Linked DNA regions of Homo sapiens: region 2 is linked to region 1. A link is a contact called in ENCODE Hi-C or POLR2A ChIA-PET data. All regions are on one chromosome and are shown on one strand. Each heading gives the region's core, a stretch centred on a gene start or an enhancer-like site at or near the end of the contact. The rest is flanking DNA. Distances are from core to core; before and after follow the strand shown. Region 1 overlaps GYS1 (glycogen synthase 1). Region 2 holds the start of LMTK3 (lemur tyrosine kinase 3).

What was found. Hi-C counts contacts between places; a loop is a spot of excess contacts on that map. ChIA-PET counts read pairs that join two places held with the same protein, here RNA polymerase II (POLR2A). Pooled maps may share reads with other maps.
Region 2: a pooled map shows a loop between it and region 1 (3-fold over the local background). The contact joins the promoter of LMTK3 here to the enhancer-like site in region 1. A Hi-C loop is called at or near these places in 2 of 168 maps with a recorded cell type or tissue (CD8-positive, alpha-beta T cell and naive thymus-derived CD4-positive, alpha-beta T cell) and 6 of 50 pooled maps. POLR2A ChIA-PET finds 5 or more read pairs at or near these places in 1 of 52 experiments (Panc1).

The regions. Positions count from the first base shown.
Region 1 is chr19:48,977,657-48,980,713 of GRCh38, reverse strand. It overlaps GYS1 (glycogen synthase 1), which reads left to right. Exons shown (of 16, transcript NM_002103.5): 9 at 2,557-2,616; 10 at 2,712-2,790. Among named protein-coding and RNA genes, the nearest start is that of FTL, 14 kb to the right of the region's middle. RefSeq lists an enhancer at 1,513-1,752. Within about 2 kb of position 1,793, at least 13 of the 41 ENCODE cell types and tissues checked have a DNase peak (open chromatin) inside an H3K27ac peak, as active enhancers do.
Region 2 is chr19:48,510,214-48,513,628 of GRCh38, reverse strand. LMTK3 (lemur tyrosine kinase 3) reads left to right here and starts at 1,794. Exons shown (of 15, transcript NM_001388485.1): 1 at 1,794-2,128; 2 at 3,037-3,170. The coding sequence starts at 2,053.

The DNA.
Region 1 (3,057 bases), core at 544-3,043:
GCCACTGCGCCTGGCTTAGTTTCTTTTTCTTTTCTCTGATTTTTTTTTTTTTTTGAAACAGAGTCTCACTGTTGCCCAGGCTGGAGTGCAGTGGCGTAATCTCAGCTCACTGTAACCTCCGCCTCCCAGCAAAGCTCAGTTTCTTCATCTGTAAAACCGTTCATTCATTAGCAGAGATACTCACTGAGCATCTACTATGTGCTAGCTAATTTTTATATTTTTAGCACCGATGGGATTTCACCACGTTGACCAGGCTGGTCTTGAACTCCTGACCTCAAGTGACCTGCCCTCCTCATGTATTCCAGGTCCTGGGAATACAGCTGTGAACCAGAAAGATAAGATCCCTTTCCTCATGGAGCTTGTATTCTAGAAAATCCTGTAGACGGAATTTACTTTTGGGCAAAAATAAAGCAGAACTGGAATATGAGACGGGGTTGTCAGGACAGGCCACACTGAGAAAGTGTTATTGGGCAGAGACGAGGAAAGGTGACGAGGGAGCAAGCCCTGTGGGTATCTGAGGAACAGCAAACTCGAAGGCCCCGAGGCATGATTGAGACGCGGTGGGGAGTCCCATGGGGCTGGAGTGACATGTCTCATAGAGAAGGGGTAGAAAGTGAGGCAAGATGGAGGGCACCTGTAGTGCCAGCTACAGGAGGCAGGAGGATCATTTTGGCCCTGGAGGTTGAGGCTGTAGTGAGGCATGATTGCGCCACTGCACTCCAGCCTAGGCAACAGAGTGAGACTCTGTCTCAAAAAAATAAAAAAGAAGTCGGGCGTGGTGGCTCACACCTGTAATCCCGGCACTTTGGGAGGCCGAGGCGGGTGGATCACCTGAGGTCGGGAGTTTGAGACCAGCTTGACCAACATGGTGAAACCCCGTCTTTCCTAAAAATAAAAAAAATCAGCAGGGCGTGGTGACACACATCTGTAGTCCTAGCTACTCGAGAGGCTAAGCAGGAGAATCGCTCGAACCCGGGAGGCAGAGATTGCAGTGAGCCAAGATCGCGCCAATGCACTCCAGCATGGGTGACAGTGAGACTCGGTCTCAAAAAAAAAAAAAAAAAAAAGAAAGAAAGAGGCTGGGCGCGGTGGCTCACACCTGTAATCCCAGCACTTTGGGAGGCTGAGGAGGGCAGATCACTTGAGGTCAGGAGTTCGAGATCAGCCTGGTCAACGTGGTGAAATCCCATCGGTACTAAAAATATAAAAATTAGCCAGATGTGGTGGCGCACGCTTGTAATTGCAGCTACTCAGGAGGCTGAGGCAGGAGAATTTCTTGAACCTAGAAAGTGGCCGAGATTGCGCCATCCTGGGCGACAGAGCAAGACTCTGTCTCAAAAAAAAAAAAAAAAAAAAAAAAAAAAAAAAAAAAAAAAAGAAAAGAAAAAAGAAAAAGAGACAAAGAAAGAAAAATAAATGAGGCCAGAGCTATGGGAGGATTTTAAGTGGAGGAGTGACCGTGGGGCTGTTGTGTGACACTGCTAGCTTTACTTGTGTGCCTAAGTGGTCCTTTCTCAGAATCTTACTTTCTTTTCGTATAAAATGGGGCTTAGCATTGCCATCTGCAGGACAAGTACAAGTCCTAATAATAGCTGACATTTCTGGAAGGCTTGCCATGTGTACTTTTTGGCATGACATCATTGGGTCCTCATCGCAAACCTCTGAGGTTGATTCTATTTTCATCCTCCTCTGAAAAATGAGTCACTGCAGTCAGAGAGGGAAGGCCACCTGTCCCTGACCACACAGCTGATGTCAGGCACGTGGGTCCTAAGCCTTCCAGGGCCTGCCCCCTGGGTCCCCATCCTCCAGCCTGGAGGCCCCAGGGCACGGCTTCCCTGCTCACACCTCAGTTTCCTTGCTATCCTAGAAACCTAAGGGTAGCTGGGCGCGGCAGCTCATGCCTGTAATTCCAGCACTTTGGGAGGCCGAGGTGGCCAATTACCAGCCAGAGGTCAGGAGTTCGAGACCAGCCTGGCCAACGTGGTGAAACCCCGTCTCTACTAAAGTTACAAAAATTAGCCGGGCATGGTGGCAGGTGCCTGTAATCCCGGCTACTCAGGAGGCTGAGGCAGGAGAATTGCTTGAACCTGAGAGGCAGAGGTTGCAGTGAGCCAAGATCGCACCACTGCGCTCCAGCCTGGACGACAGAGTAACTCTGTCAATAATAATAATAATAATAATAAATAAACTGCTGGGCACAGTGGCTCAAGCCTCTAATCCCAGTACTTTGGGAGGCCGAGGTGGGCAGATTACCTGAGGTTGGGAGTTTGAGACCAGCCTGACCAACATGGAGAAACCCCGTCTCTACTAAAAATAGAAAATTAGCCGGGCGCGGTGGCTCATGCCTGTAATCCCAGCTACTCGGGAGGCTGAGGCAGGAGAATTGCTTGAACCTGGGAGGCAGAGGTTGCAGTGAGCCGAGATCACGCCATTGCATTCCAGCCTGGGCAACAAGAGCCAAACTCCGTCTCAAAATAAACAAACAAACTAACTAAAGAAGCCTAACAGTAAATGGCAGCTGGTGTGTATGTGACCCTGTTGCTCTGCTTCCTCCAGGGACACGGCCAACACGGTGAAGGAAAAGTTCGGGAGGAAGCTTTATGAATCCTTACTGGTGTGAGTGCCCCACCCTCAGCCCTGTGCCCTCCTAGGCCCTGACTAACCCCTCTCATTACTCCGTTCTCACATGCATGCCCCTGCTTGCCTTGCAGTGGGAGCCTTCCCGACATGAACAAGATGCTGGATAAGGAAGACTTCACTATGATGAAGAGAGCCATCTTTGCAACGCAGGTATGGATTGGACCTCTGTGCAGAGAGATAGCAGTTCCTGGCAGCCCCAGAGGCAGCTTGCCAGGCCAGCTCAGACCCCAGAGATTGCTGGGAGTCCTGCTTTCTCCTGCAGCCCTTTATGAAGGGATCTATTCTGAGGTCCACAGAAGGGCACGTGCTGACTCGTGCAACTTCAGTTGCTGGAGGCGAGGCACTTAGGGTGGGCTGTTTTCTGTGGCTTATTCTGCCACGAGGGTTGCTGGGACGTGTGGTTTCTCTGGGATTCTG
Region 2 (3,415 bases), core at 545-3,044, 470 kb after region 1:
CCAGCCTCACCCAGGGGAACGCCTCGCAGGTGCTCACGGACGATGGAGAGGTCCGCGCCCAGGGTGGGAGTCCGCGCTTCCGGGTGTGTCTGCAGCTCGGGGCGCTGGAGGGTGGGATGTGACCCCGAGACGGCGGCGGCCTGGCACGTGATGTATGTGTGTCCTTGTCTGATGTGTCGGTGTCCCCGATGGACCGGGTTCCAGTCCCAGCTTTGCCACTCCCCGGCTTGTGTGCCTTGGGGCAGGTGACTACCCCGCGCTGTGCCTCAGTTGCCTCATCTGTACAATGGGCATGATTAAAAAATACCTGTCTCAGAGGGCGGTTGTGAGGATTGAGAGGTAATTCTGTACGTGTAAAACGCTGCGGACGATACCTGGCACAGACTAAATACTCATAAGAATAAATACATTAAATAAACTATGATCATGTATCTTTTGTATGAGGCAAGTGCTGTGGTTGTGTAATGTCTGCGTAACCGCACGGGAAACGTGGGTATTTGCGACCCGTGTGTCTGTGCGCGTGTCTGTGTCTGTGTTGTGGGTGTGTGACTCTTTGTATGTGTTATGTGTGCCAGTGTGTGTTTATGTATGTGATGTGTGACTGTGGTGGGGTTCTGTGTCTTTGTAACCTTGTGTGAAAGGTGTGTGTATTTGTGATGTGTGTGTCCATGTCTGTTTAGGTATGTGATGTGTGCAACTCTGTGTGTCTGTGTATTTGATCTGTGTGCCTATGTCTGTGCTTATGTATGTGTGACTGTGTATATGTGCATGTTATATGTGTCTGTATGTATCAGTGTGTGGTGTATTTATGTGTATTTTTGCATGTGATTTATGTAGCCCTGTATGTATGAGTTGTGTGTGCCCGCATGCATGTGTATGTAGTGTGTCTGTGTGTATCCATGTGAGTGAAGCTTGTGTCCGTGTGAGTGATGCATGTTACGTGTCCGTATACATGCATGTATTATGTTTCTGTGTACTCATGTATGTGATGTGCCTGTCTCTGTGTAGCTGCTGTGTCCGTGTCTATGTTAGTTCATGTGATGTGTGTGTCTGCGTGTGTCTGTGCAATTGCTGTCTGTGCATGTCTGTGTGACGTGCATGTATGTGATACTTGTGTCTGTGGGTATTCTTTGTTGCCCATTTGTCTAGGGACTGTCTGCGTGGCTGTGACTATGAGTGTCAGCATGTCACAGTGGTGTCCGTGGGGATCTTTGTCTGTGGCGTGTGCGTCTGTGGATCTGGGGCTTTACTTTGTCCGGGGCATGTGTGGGTCTTTGTGATGCTTTGACGTTCCTGCGTGGCCGGGTGCATCTGTGCTGGAAGCTGGCCTGCCTGTGCGTTTCCAGTGCGGTCCCTGCGTCTTTGTGTGTGACGTGTACGTGTCCCCGTCTGCTGATGGCTGTCCACCTTTGTATGTGATGCGCTTGTCTATGAGGGTCCCTGCGACGTGTGTCAGCTGTGTGTGGGCTGCGCGTGCCTGACATCTGCATCTTAGCGTGTAGCACATGTGTCCATGCTGGTGGCATGTCACAGCGGTGTCCGGGCCAGGCACCCGTGGGCCCTGCCCCCCCACCCCCGCTGCAAGTGTGTGCCGGTCCCTGTCTGTCCCTCCCCCTCCCATTTCCTCCCCTCCCTCCTGGCAGCCAATGCTACGGGGGAGCCAGTTGCCATGACGACGCTCCATCCTCCCTCCTCCCACCCTTCCTGTGACAGGCTCTCTGCTCCCCCAATCCTGGCTGCCCTCGGGGGCGGGGCCCTCTTTCTCGCCCCCCCCATCCTACCCTCTCCCCCCCACCCCAGCAACCCCGGCTCCCCAGCATCTCTCCTCTGTCCGCCTCTCCATCCCTTCATCCGTCTGTCCCTTCAAAGAGGGGGAGGGGGGTACCTGAGCCAGCAAGCAGCCCCTCCCTCCCCCTGTCCTGCGTCTCCTGCCCCTCTCCTGGGCCGGGAGGAGGCCAGGGTCGCGCGGGTCCCCATGGCTGGGGGCTGAGGGCCCGCCCCCCCCTCCTCCCCAGCCGCCACCACCTCCACCTCCCTGCCATCCTCGACAAGATGCCTGCCCCCGGCGCCCTCATCCTCCTTGCGGCCGTCTCCGCCTCCGGCTGCCTGGCGTCCCCGGCCCACCCCGGTGAGTCTGTCGGGCCATCAGTCTGTCCGGTGGCCCCCACCCCCGCGGCGGCCTCGCTGTCTGCCCAGGGGTCTGTCTGCGGGTCCTGCCCCGTCACCTGGTGCGCGTCTTCCCGCAGCCCAGCAGGGCCCGGAGCGGCGGGGACGGTGCCTCTGTCAGCAGGGCCTGTGGGAGGGAGGCTGGGGGCTGGGTGGGGAGGGGGCTCCGTTTGGGCAACATGTGTGTATGCGTGCACGCATGTGTTTGTGCTGGTGTGTGCAGGAAGAAGGGGAAGGACAGGGCCTCTGGGAGAATTGGGGGCAGAGGACAGGAATACTATTTCTAAGGGGGACACAACACGGGAGGCTGTCTCTGGCTTCTGGAGAGACCCAGGGCTTGCGGAGTTCCCTTCTCTGGGTCTTGGGCTGGGGATAGAGAACATCGGTGTGCGCCAAGCGTCCCTAAAAGAGACAGATCTCAACCCCACAAACTGGGGGGTTCCAGCATGGGGCAAGAATCTTCTCCCAGCCTGCAGCTGAGAGCTAGTCCTCCTCCCCAACGAGGGGTAATGAGGCTGTCCACGGGAGCGTATTTTAAATTCTGCAAGCTCCAGACTTCACTATCACTCCTCTTTCCTTCAACCCTCATTGGAATTCATCCAAGCCTGGGGTGAGGGGATGGGGTGGGATGAGGTGGCGGGGGTCCCAGTTTGGGACGAGAAGAGAGACCCCACCCCCAATCCAACCACTTGGGAAGGCCCCAAACTACAACTCCCACAATGCCTTGGGCCACTCTGCACCTCTGCCAAGGGACCCTGGTCGCAGAGCATCACGGGAGTTGTAGTCCAAGACGTGCCGGGACGGGAGGGGGCATGATTCCGGTATCCAGGGACTTGAAGCTGGGACCCCAGCCCAGCCCTGTGCCCACAGATGGATTCGCCCTGGGCCGGGCTCCTCTGGCTCCTCCCTACGCTGTGGTCCTCATTTCCTGCTCCGGCCTGCTGGCCTTCATCTTCCTCCTCCTCACCTGTCTGTGCTGCAAACGGGGCGATGTCGGCTTCAAGGTGAGGTGCATGAGGGGATTCAACTTGGGGAGGAAGACTCCAGCAAGGCCTTTACCCCCTACACAGGTGGTTGGTGGGGAGAAGGGGGCAGTAAATCCGAGAGCACCTTCCAGCTTGAAGCTATGGCAAGATCTGGAGCCTTGGGATGGGGAAATGGGGGATGGAAATTGGGCTGGGACTGGGAGACAGTTACAAAAATGAAGGGGAGACAAACTTAAGAGAAAGACGATGGCGTGTCTCTCAGC